2 separate regions of the Mus musculus genome follow, and region 1 is linked to region 2. Evidence: chromatin contacts called from ENCODE Hi-C data. All regions are on one chromosome and are shown on one strand. Each heading gives the region's core, a stretch centred on a gene start or an enhancer-like site at or near the end of the contact. The rest is flanking DNA. Distances are from core to core; before and after follow the strand shown.

The links. A loop is a pair of places that touch in the nucleus more often than their neighbours do.
Region 1: a loop to region 2 is called in a map of mouse embryonic stem cell, with 2.0 times the contacts of the local background. The contact joins the promoter of Shisa8 here to the promoter of Mei1 in region 2. A Hi-C loop is called at or near these places in 4 of 37 maps with a recorded cell type or tissue (T-helper 17 cell, mouse embryonic stem cell and regulatory T cell).

Annotation. Positions count from the first base shown.
Region 1 is chr15:82,209,973-82,215,436 of GRCm38, forward strand. It overlaps Shisa8 (shisa family member 8), which reads right to left and starts at 2,843. Exons shown (of 4, transcript NM_001207021.1): 1 at 1,917-2,843. The coding sequence starts at 2,440.
Region 2 is chr15:82,066,454-82,072,300 of GRCm38, forward strand. It overlaps Mei1 (meiotic double-stranded break formation protein 1), which reads left to right and starts at 3,664. Exons shown (of 31, transcript NM_028897.3): 1 at 3,664-3,851; 2 at 5,429-5,552. The coding sequence starts at 3,693. 4930407I10Rik (RIKEN cDNA 4930407I10 gene) reads left to right here. Exons shown (of 2, transcript NM_001166475.1): 2 at 1-85.

The sequences.
Region 1 (5,464 bases), core at 1,593-4,092, 140 kb after region 2:
CCCAGCCTTCAGCCCAGCTGCCTGCAGAACCCAGAACCCATGATTTTCTCCCACTCGGCCTGACCCTCCTTCTGGGGCTGAGTTACGGCTGATTAACGAAGAGGCACACTGAAAGACACCTGAGGTGGCCAAGGATCAGCTGCAAGGTGTCTGCAGGCTGCCTAAGATGACCTCGCCTTTCCCACTCCTCAGCCGCTCGTGCCAATTATCCCACCACTGGGCTAGCACTGATAAGTCAGTTCTGTGTAGGAAAGGAAGGAGCCTCGAGCCTCTGGGCCTTTGCACGGATTCTCCAAGGCCCGACTCCAGTCCGCTCCAACCCCTCTAGCCATCCTTCCCTAGCTGTCAGAATCAGCATGGCTGAATGAGAGAGAAACGTGGGCAGGGGATTCAGAACACACTGCCCAGGAGCCCAGAGAAGAGAGTCAAAGCACATGGTTGTGAGCACACAACCAAACCTGGGCTTGCAGGTGGAGCTTTGCAGATGAACAAGTCAGCTATAGACTGGCCCAGCCACCCCTATACTACAGTGGGTCTCTGGCTCCCACTATCTCTCTGGCCTCCCCACTGTCCACCTTTGTCCTGGAAGAGAGATTCCCACATTCAGAGGCTGAGTTTCTGCCCCTGCAGCATTCAGAAGCCCCTGCTAATTCCCGCTGCAATCCAGTGGCTTCAAAGAAACACAAAGTGCCTGGTGGTGGGATAGGTGGTGGGATAATTGGCACAAGCGGCTGAGGAGTGGGAAAGGCGAGGTCATCTTAGGCAACCTGCAGACGCCTTGCAGCTGATCCTTGGCCACCTCAGGTGTCTTTCAGTGTGCCTCTTCGTTAATCAGCCATAACTCAGCCCCACCAGGAGGGTCAGGCCAAGTGGGAGAAAATCATGGGTCCTGGGTACTGCAGGCAGCTGGGCTGACGGCTGGGTTGTCTATGGGGACAGCTCATCACCCTCTCTGCCCTCCAGGTGTCTGGAAGGGATGGGCTAAGTGGTCTGGGGGCAACTACTCTCATGATCTGCCCCTGTGCACATCTGGTCCACCACATGTGTATGGTGGGGGAGGGGGAGAAGGGGCAGCTCTTTATTATAACTCCCACTTGCTGCCTGTTGCATGTGGTGCCAACAGTCTACATGCCCAGTGGGGCTGGGACCTGGGTGGAAAGGAAGGGAGAGCACAAACAGGGCAGGGGATTTGCTGGGGGGCCTAAGTGGAAGAGATCCAGCCATGGTCAGGACAGAATTTCAGCTCCCAGCGTTCCCATTCGGCTGACAAGTCAAAATAAACTCAAAACTTAGCCAGCATCTGGCAGGTCTCTAAAACACAGGTCTACATCCCTCCACACTCCCATTCTGAGCAGCTGGAAAGCCAGACCTTTGCGGGGGGGGGGGGAACCTTTGCGGGGGGGCGGGGTTTTACTGGGGAGGGGATGCTTCTGAAATTCCAAGGAATGAAGGTCAGGTTTGAGTCACACTGGGTTGGGGAAATGGATGGAGGTGGGAGGAGGGCGGGAGAGGGAGATGCAGCAAGGGAACCCGGCAAGCATCCTCTCCCTTCGCTAAGCCCACGACCACCTTAAAACTGCCCCAGTCCAGTGGCTTTCCTGACCATCGTCCGTGCCTCATTCCTTGGACAGCGACTTTTTGTCTTCCGCAGAGGAGGTTAGAGCCACAAGGAGGATCCAGAGCCCAGTACAGGCAGGGAAGGTCAAGGGGAGAGAGAGCTATCAGGTATCTATCTCCCTCTGTGAAGCAGAGACGGGGGAGAGAGGTCCAAAAGAACAAAACAAAACAAAAAGAGAAAGGGACTGCGGAGAGGCCAAAGATTTAGAGGGTCCAGAAGGATGCAGTTGCAGTGAAATTTGGAGCCAGCTAGGGACAGTGAAGACAGGACGGGCGGGCAGGCAAGCGGGCGCACTCACCTGGTCACCGTGCGCCGAGCGCGGGGGCTGTGCGCTCTCTCCAGGCCCAGGCGCGCCCCGATGCCGACCAGCACGAGTAGAGCGGCGACACCGCACACCGCGTAGACCGCAGTGTGGCTGCGCTCCCGGGCCGGGTCGCGCGGGGCGGCGGTGTCACGGGCGCGGGCGGGCGGCCGGCCAGTCTGCACCCAGGCCGGTGTGTCGTAGTTGGAGCAGCGGCTCTGGTCCAGGCGGCGCGGGCCGTCGTGGCAACAGAAGCGGTAGCCGCACGTGCCGCAGCAGAAGCTGTAGACGCCCGAGCTGCAGTTGAAGGGCGGGTCCCACTGGCCCATCACGTCGTAATAGCCGCGGCAGCGGTCGCCTCCCGCCGGTGCCACGGTACCGGACCCTGCGATCTCCTGCTCCTCGGGAGCCCCCGCGCGGCCCGACGGCGACCCTGCCAGCAGCAGCGCCAGTCGGAGTGCGAGCGGGAGCCCATGCGAGCGCCGGCCACAGCGCTGTCCCCGCGCCCCAGCGCGCTCCATGCAGCCCGCTCCTTCTGCTATTGCGCCCGGCGCATGGCTCGGCGCGTGGCCGCTCTGCCAGGCTCCCCCAGCCCTCCGGGACCGGTCGCTCGGTCGCCCAGCTGCCCGCGCAGTCTCCCCGCCGACGCCTCCTGGTGCGTCTGCGGTTCCAGACACAAGTGAGCTCGGTGTAGAGTACGCGGGGCTGGATCTCCGGTGGGCGCGTTTTCCTCCGGGGCTCACCTCGGACTGCGCACGGTGGAGGCGGGCGGCGAGTGCTCGCCTGCACAGTCCCCAGCTCCCTCTGACCCGGGAGGGCGTGCGGGGCCTGGGTCTTTTGGAGACTGCGCCGGGCGGCGGGTCGCCGGACACCTCTGTCTTCCCGCCGCCCGCTCCGCGGTGCCCGCGCTCTGGCTCCGGCTCCGGCTCCGGCGCGGGCTCGGCGCGGGCTCGGGCGGGCGGGAGGGAGCGAGGGGAGGAGGGCGGGAGGGAGGCAGAACCGGGGGAGGAGCGCGGCCGCTGCGCCGGGAGGGAGGGGTTCTGTAAGGTCAGTGCAGCAAGCGCGCCCGACCAGGGACCCTCTCCAAGACCTCCCTCAAACTGTTGTCGGAATTGGGCCCTCGAGGGGGCTCAGCTTAAGATCTGGGGATTCGGATCTTGGCAACCTTGGATGAGCGATTCCCTGCTTTTTTAAGTAAGGGGACAGAGGCATAGAGATCAAAGCAGCCTGGAATTCACTGGGAAGGGACTCACAAACACACACACACACACACACACACACACACACACACACACACACACACGCCCCAATGTTCCATTCCTGTGTCTGGTCCTGACATGAATGAGGAAGGCACAATAAGGACCCCCAACACAAAAATGGCAGAATCAAGCTTTGATCAACCCCTCTCTGGTCTGCCCCAGAGCATGTGCCCTGATTCTAAAACCTGGACATTTGGCTGGGGTCCTAGGATGTCCCAGTTCTGGAAACAGTCTGGCCAGAGCCCTCAAGTGGTCGGCTCCCCTCCGCGGCCTCTGCTATAGAAGGCTGAGCAGGTCCTGGGGACCAGGCCAGTTGTACTCCCCTGTCTGTCCTCAACTCTCACTCCCTGGGACTCCCAGGTCCTTTCACAAGCTTAGGGAAAGAATGAGGAGGCATGGCTCAATGCCCCATTCCACCACTCCCCCGCTGAGCTGCTAAGGAGAATATGACCCTGATGCCAGTCATTGCCTCTCCCTGCCTCAGTTGCTATGGTTAAGGTCAAAAGGTCTTCTTGGAGCCAGGCAGTGGTGGCACTCACCTTTAATCCCAGCACTTGGGAGGCAGAGGCAGATGGATTTCTGAGTTCGAGGCCAGCCTGGTCTACAAAGTGAGTTCCAGGACAGCCAAGGCTATACAGAGAAACCCTGTCTCGAGAAAAAAAAAAAAAACAAAAAAACAAAAAAAAAAAAAAAACCAACAACAACAAAAAGGTCTTCTTGGTGCCAGCAATGGCATAGCAGTACTGAAGGCTTGCGGAGAGGTTGAAGAAGGAGGACCACTTGGGCTCACAACTTTGACCAGCCAGGGCAATGTGCTGAGACCCTGTCTCAAAAAGCAAACAGAACAAAATAGTGTCCTTTCACACACTAAGGACAAAGCAGGGGGATTCCTTGAGGCAAAATTAATCTAAATCAGAGGTCCTCAACCTTCCTGATGCTGCAACCCTGTGACATAGTTCCTCATGGTGACCCCCACCATAAAATTGTTTAATTGCTCCTTTATAACTGTAATCTTGCTACTGTCATGAATCGTAGTGTAAATATCTGATATGTAGGATATTCGACACCCAACCCCTAGGTTGAGAACCACAGGTCTACACGGTGAGTTCCAGGCTAGCCCAGTCTTTATTGGAAAATTCTGTTTCAAGAAAAGAAAGAACACCTTTAATCCCAGCACTTGGGAGGCAGAGGCAGGCAGATTTCTGAGTTCGAGGCCAGCCTGGTCTACAGTGTGAGTTCCAGGACAGCCAGGGCTACACAGAGAAACCCTGTCTTGGAAAAAAAAACAAAAAACAAAAAAAGAAGAAAAAGAAAAAGAAAAAAAGAAAAAGAAAGGAATGAAGGGAAGGGAAGGGAAGGGAAGGGAAGGGAAGGGAAGGGAAGGGAAGGGAAGGGAAGGGAAGGGAAGGGAAGGGAAGGGAAGGAAGAAGAAGAAGGGAAGGAAAGCTGGCAATTTGGTTCTGGTCGTGCATACCTGTAGACTTGAGGATTAGGAGTTCAAGACCAGCTCGAACCACATGAGATGTTCTCTCAAAAAACAAAACAAAGACAACCCACCCCCCAAAAACCAGTGAAATAAATCAAGACCTTTCTCTGAAGGACAGATTCATAATCCATTCCTTCCAGGAGGTAGAGATTACCTCTCACTATCCAGATGGGGACACCAGGAGGGCAAGGGCTAGGGTTCCAGTCGAGCCCTCTGTCCCCAGCTCAGCTCAGGTGCCTGTCAATACCTGCTGAATGGAACCGTGAAATGATACTTCTAACTCCTGTTTGATGGGGAATTTAGCTGTTCTAGGGCCCTTTCTTCTCCTTCCCACCTCTCCTCCTCTGGAGCCTGGAATCAGCTTAGGAACGGGGAGGGTATGAGAGAGGGAGAGAAAGGATCTGCATCTTAAGGAGGATCAAGTCCTGTTGTGTGAGATGAGGAGCTGACAGGAATGTCAGGTATTAGTGTGTTAAGGCTGGGAGGAGGGTAACTACCCCCACCCAGGCTGTCTCCGTTCACCCTGGCGAAAGAGGACCTCTTCCCCTCCCTGGACACACGCACACACACCCATGTGATTCCCAATCCAGTCCTGGAGACCCTATCCCCATAAAAAGACTTTCTACATTGTCATTCAGAAAGGGAGGTGATGGACAAGATGGACAGAGACACGAAGGAAGCGCTTTAATCCCATCACCCACCAGGACAACGCATTGCAGGGCATCACATTACAGACTATGTCATGACTTGTTTTCAGTTGGGGTGTTGTTGCTCCAATCAGAACTTCATAGCTGTGCTTT
Region 2 (5,847 bases), core at 2,414-4,913:
AGAGTCCTTAGGACACGTCAGAGAAGGCATGCGACGGACCTGCTTAGTCTCAGAGCCTCTAATAAAATTGGTTATTTGGATCCTGCAGGATTGCAGATTCCTTTGGTATGTTGTCTGATTGTTCTCTTTTGGGATTTGTGTCCTCTGTGGACAGCATAGCCACTTCTACACTGTAGTTTTGAAGGTTAACAGAATGTAGGGCGATCCAATCTCATCTACAACCAACCCTTACCTTCTCAGCCCCTTTCCCAGGCTCCCAACTCCTCTTGATAGATCACACTGCAGTTTGTTTTTTTTTTTTCCCATGCCTTTGTCTTGCGTGATTCCCAAACTAATCCTGATTGAACTAGGATACTCAGCTCCAGTTGTTTGGAGGGTTGGTTAGTGCTCTTCATGACACACTGTTTTAGAGTTTTACTGCTGGGAACAGACACCATGGCCAATGCAAATCTTATAAAGGACAACATTTAATTGGGGCTGGCTTACAGGTTCAGAGGTCCAGTCCATTATCATCAAGGTGGGAGCATGGCAGCATCCAGGCAGGCATGGTGCAGGAGGAGCTGAGAGTTCTACATCTTCATCTGAAGGCTGCTAGCAGAATACTGACTTCCAAGCAGCTGGGATGAGGGTCTTGAAGCCCACATCCACAGTGACACACCTACTCTAACAGGGCCACACCTTCTAATAGTGCCACTCCCTGGAGTGAGTTTATACACACCATCACATATACTATTATCCAGTCTCATTATTACAAAAAGGGAGGTTTTCAAAGGCTGAGAAACCATTGAGCAAGAGGAGACATAAAGATTGTAAGACCAAAAATTGAGGAGGACCAGAGAGAAAGGTGTTTTTCTGGACCCAACAGGATACTATACTCATAGACTCATAGCAGCTGTGGTTGCTTGTACAAGAGCTGTGCAAGATCAAGCCAGTCTACATTCTAGCATGGGATGGGAAGGCATTCCTGGATCCCTCTGTTCCTGAAGGGCTGTGGGTACTTGATGACTTCCATGGGAGGGGGCGAGTCAGTTTTCTTTAAGGTGTAGCTCCTGATAGGTCAGGCATTCTCTAGTGGATGTCCCCATACCATATATGGGCAGTATCAACTGGAATCAAGGATTTATTTAAAAGCAATAAATAAGTAATTAATTAATTAATTAAATTAAAAAAAATCACAGAGCCAGGAATGGTGGTGCATGTCTTTAATTTCAGCAGTGGGTACCCAGAGGCAAGTAGATCTTTGTGAGTTCGAGGCCAGCATAGTCTATATCAGGCAGCTCACAGCTGTCAGTAACTAGTTCTGGGGCACTTGATGCCTCTTCTGACCTCTATGGACTCCTATAAGCACATGGTACTACAGTAGAGAGTAAGAAAGGACCAATCCTGAGTGACTTGATGATTTATTGAGTGATTTAGTTAAAGCAGTTGCTTGTGCTGCCTGTTAGCTAAGCAAGACCTCACTTGCTACCTGGGACAGAATGACCTGTAGGAGTAGCTGAAACAGATCTCTGAGTTCCAGGCCAGCCTGACTTACATAGTGAATGCTAGGCCAGCCAGGACTACATAGTGAGACCCTGTCTTTGGAAAGTGGGGAAAGCAAGGGGTGTTCAGTTTTGGAGTTTTGCTGCCCATAAACCAACTTCATGGAAAATCCAATCCACACTGCCTCAGTTCTATAATATCACCCACCACAATTTGTTGTATTAGCTCACTATGGGCGCATTCTGGAGCTAATTAAGTGTTAATCTTCAGAGGAAATCTTATGGCGCTTCTGCCTTGTGAGTGCTAAGCGAGTGCTGTACCGCTGAGCTATCTTTAGCCTCTACTCGCTTGATTCCTTATAAAAGCCATATGTGTTGACCAAAGGTCACATAGAAAATGTAATTTCAGCTATTTGGGAGGTAGAGTCGTGAGGCTCAAGAATTCAAGGCCATTCTCAAGTGCACCGAGTCCTCTACCTGTGGGGCAAGTGGACAGCGCCACCAGACAGAAGAACTGGTAAGGATGAGTGAGCCCAAACCCCACAAATCTTGGAATTGAGAGCCAGAAGGATGAGGCCACTCATTGCCTGCTCTCTGCTCTGGAACAAGTAACCAAGACAGCCTATTGAATCCATGGCCATTAGTCTCTTAGCATAAAAACCTGGAGTGCTCCAAGCTTATAAGTCACCTGGATAGGTCCCTTCCTGGGCATTCCTTCCCAGAAAAGGGGTTTAATCCCTGGTTCACCTTGAATAGGGTGAACGCGTTCACATCCACCATTAAGGCAGTTTGAGCAAGGATGAAACAAACCATCTCTTCGTCAGGGATTGCTGTGGAAGGGAGGCCTTGTCATAAAGAGCCGAAATCTCCTGGAGATGGCCTTCTCTCTCCCAGCTCCTCCCAACTCTCCCTGAACTCACTTGGGGCCAAACCGAGTTCCACCCCGGACCTGGGCTCTGCCTTCCAGTTCCTGCCTGGCATGCCCTAAGGGAAGCATGAATAAGGGACCTCCATTCCCATCAGTATCCCAGTGGCGCCTAGGAACACAGGAGACTGGGAACCACAGATATCATCCTCCATCCCGCCGAGGACCGTCGTTACAGACTGCGGTATGCCTCCCCCGAGCAGGCATGCTGGCCATGTGCCAGGCACCCCAACAGGAAGGCAAGATGCACCCCAGTTTATCTGATAAAACCAAAAAACTCCCAAAATCCCGTCACCCAGTTAAGTTTTAATATGTGTTCTGTTTGTTTTTTCCACCATCGCCTGCAGAATGTTCCTATAATAACGCATCTCTCTACCTCTACACTGTGGTAAGCGTGTAAAACAGTTTCCAGTGATCTCTACCTTCTGGTGTTGGTGCCTGGTGTAACACGCCGGCTCCTTGAATGTGATTTGGGCACTATTGACTCCCAACAGTTGGGGTACAGTGGAAATGATGGAGCAGTCCTGTCTCAGTCTTGGGAGAATCAGGAATTTAAGTCATCCTCAGCGGCATATCTTGTTTGAGACCAGCCTGAACTACATCAGAATCTACCCCCCCCCTTTTTTTGAGACAGGGTTTCTCTGTGTAGCCCTGGCTGTCCTGGAACTCACTCTGTAGACCAGGCTGGCCTCAAACTCAGCCTCTTCCTCCCAAGTGCTGGGATTAAAGGCATGTGCCACCACGCCTAGCTAGAACCTAACTCAAAATAAACAGAAGGGAGAGATGGCTCAGAGGTTTGTTCTTGCAGAGGATTTGGTTTTAGTTCCCAGCACCCAAATGGTGACTCTAAGCCTCCCCAACGCTAGCTCCAGGGGATCTGACTCCCTCTTCTGACCTCTGCAGACACCAGGCACTCACGTGGTGTACATACATACACACAGGTTAACACTCATACATAAAAAATTTAGTGAAAACAAAAAAGCAAATAATAGCAACATTTATTTTTTTTCTTTATCAAATCTGACAACTACTTTATAAACGCTTTGAGCACACATTCCTGATGAGGTCCACGCACAGTCCTTTTGGGTTTAGTTGCACACAATCCACAGTTCTAGCCTCCAACACTTTGCCTTGCAGTGGCTGCTCGCCCGCGCGTCGTCGGGGCGCAGGAGGCTCGCGCTCCTCCACGTGCGCTCGGAGCGCTCTTCCGACTGCGCTTGCGCAGAAGCGGCGCGGGAAAACCTGCGCTGCAGAGCCGGGGAGGCGAGGAGGTGGCTGCGGGGCAGATGACGGCTGCTGACCATCCCGCGTTTGGGAGAGATGAAGAAGCGGCGCTGCTCCTGGAGAGGACCCATCACCGGCACGATCCGCGCTGGCTGCTGCCCGTGTCCCCTCACGTCTGCATGGCCTGCGCGTTGGAACTGCTGCCGGAGCCCGGAGTGTCGGTGCGACCTAAACCCTCCCTCCTCCTCAAGGACCTGGTGTGGCTATTTCCCTCACCCTCCTCAGCAAGCCAGCTTCTCTGAACCAGGCACTCTTTTCCTGAAATGAAGCCCAAACCCGACCCGCTTCCTCAGGCTCGCCCTTCTCCCAGCCGCTGAGGCCATTGCTGTCCCCACCTTCAGTCTCGCCTGAGGCCCTCCGCCCTATCCTCTTCGCCCTACCCTCCTGAGGGCTCTGCCTGTCGCCTGCTGAGTCTCTAGTGAGCCTGTCCCTAGGTGCAGAGTCTGGAGGAGCCCCTGGATACCTCCAGGGCTCAGAGCTGCACACTCCACTCTCTGTTCCCTGCTCCCCACCAACCCTTCTGTTTGCTCTCCTCCATCTCTAGGTATTGAGCCCCAGCTCAGCTCCTCTGCTCCACTCCCTTTTAGCTCTAGTGAGGAAAAAAAAAAAAAAAATGGAGGAGAGACTGTTTTTAATCTTTGTGATGTCGGGAATGACAGGCAGAGGTTCCTGGCAGGCAGAAGTGGGGTGCATGGGAAGTCATTTTTGAAAAACAGAATTCTCTACATTTGCCTTAGCAGAGTTGCTTGTTTGGAGATCTCACTAGATAATCTATCCCAGAGTAGCCTTGGCCTCACAGAGATCCACCTGCCTCCGCCTCCCGAATGCTGGGATTAGAGGCTCACATTACCATGCCTACTGGTCCCTTCTCTCTTATTTATTTATTTATTTATTTATTTATTTATTTTTCGAGACAGGGTTTCTTTGTGTAGCCCTGGCTGTCCTGGAACTCACTCTGTAAACCAGGCCTGCCTCTGCCTCCCAAGTGCTGGGATTAAAGGCTGTGCACCACCACTGCCCGGCCCCCTCTCTCCTTTTGATCTGGTTCTGTCTTGAACATTTTTGCAGAGACTGTACTGGAGACTGACCAGTGTGAGGGTCTATACTGAATGGAAGGCTGTGTGTTCTCTGCCTACGGCTGAGGCTCATGAAGGGTTCCCAAGATCATTTCCCTAGACTGTTGAAGTGGACGGAGCACTAACCTTAGGCCATGCCTGTTTAGAGACCTTGGATTTGAGACCTTGGGGAAGTCTCTGAGCCTGTTTTTCTCATCCATAAAATGGGGATAATTCCTGGTTTTGATTGTGTTGCCAGCTTCTTGGGCTGAAATGTGTTGGTGGCACACACTTCGGAGATAGAGGCAGGGTGATTAATTCAAAGCCAGCCTCAACTACATAGTGAGTTTGAGGCCAGCCTGGGCTACATGAGACAAAAAAAAAAAAAGAAAAAAAAAAAAAGAGTGTCCCTCCTCCAAACGTATAGGTGAAAAAAAAGTGATTTGTAAACACAGTGCTATGTAAATGTAAACTAGAAACGTCAGTTTCTGTATACGTCCGTACAAATGCACGAATCTCCTGGTGTAAACGGTGTCTATCCTCTCCGCACGGAGGATGGCTGGCTCACAGTTTTAAGTGACTGTGGTAGTACTCTTGTGGTTATATTTGGGAGCTACAGTTGTCCGGGTTCAGAGTGAGCCTGCCTTGGTCACTGTTGAAAGTTTCTCTCCATTCACTCAAAGCTGGTGCGCAAGAAACATGTGGTGTTCTGCTTCCAAGATGCCCTGGTGAGGCACACCTCCTTGGTCGCTCAGCTGGTAGCTCAGGACCAGAGAGTCTGCATCCATTTTGTACGCGTGCTTTTCGGTGAGATCCAAAGGGGGAACTGGCGTGAACTGTGCGCGCGCGCGCACGCGCTCGGCGGAGCGTAGGTTTTAACCCGGGAGGACTTGGAAAGATGACTTAGATGTCCTGTATCGTTGTGGCAGTTTACTAACAAGTTGTTTGGTTATAATCATGGCAATATGGGTCCCCTCCCCTTTCTAAGCTACATGAATCATTTTATGGTAACCGTCCTTATCAGCTCTAAGAGGCTAGTGAAAGTGGAAAGGAACAGATGGAAAGTGGGCGATTGCTGTTGTACAGTTGAGATTCGGCTCAG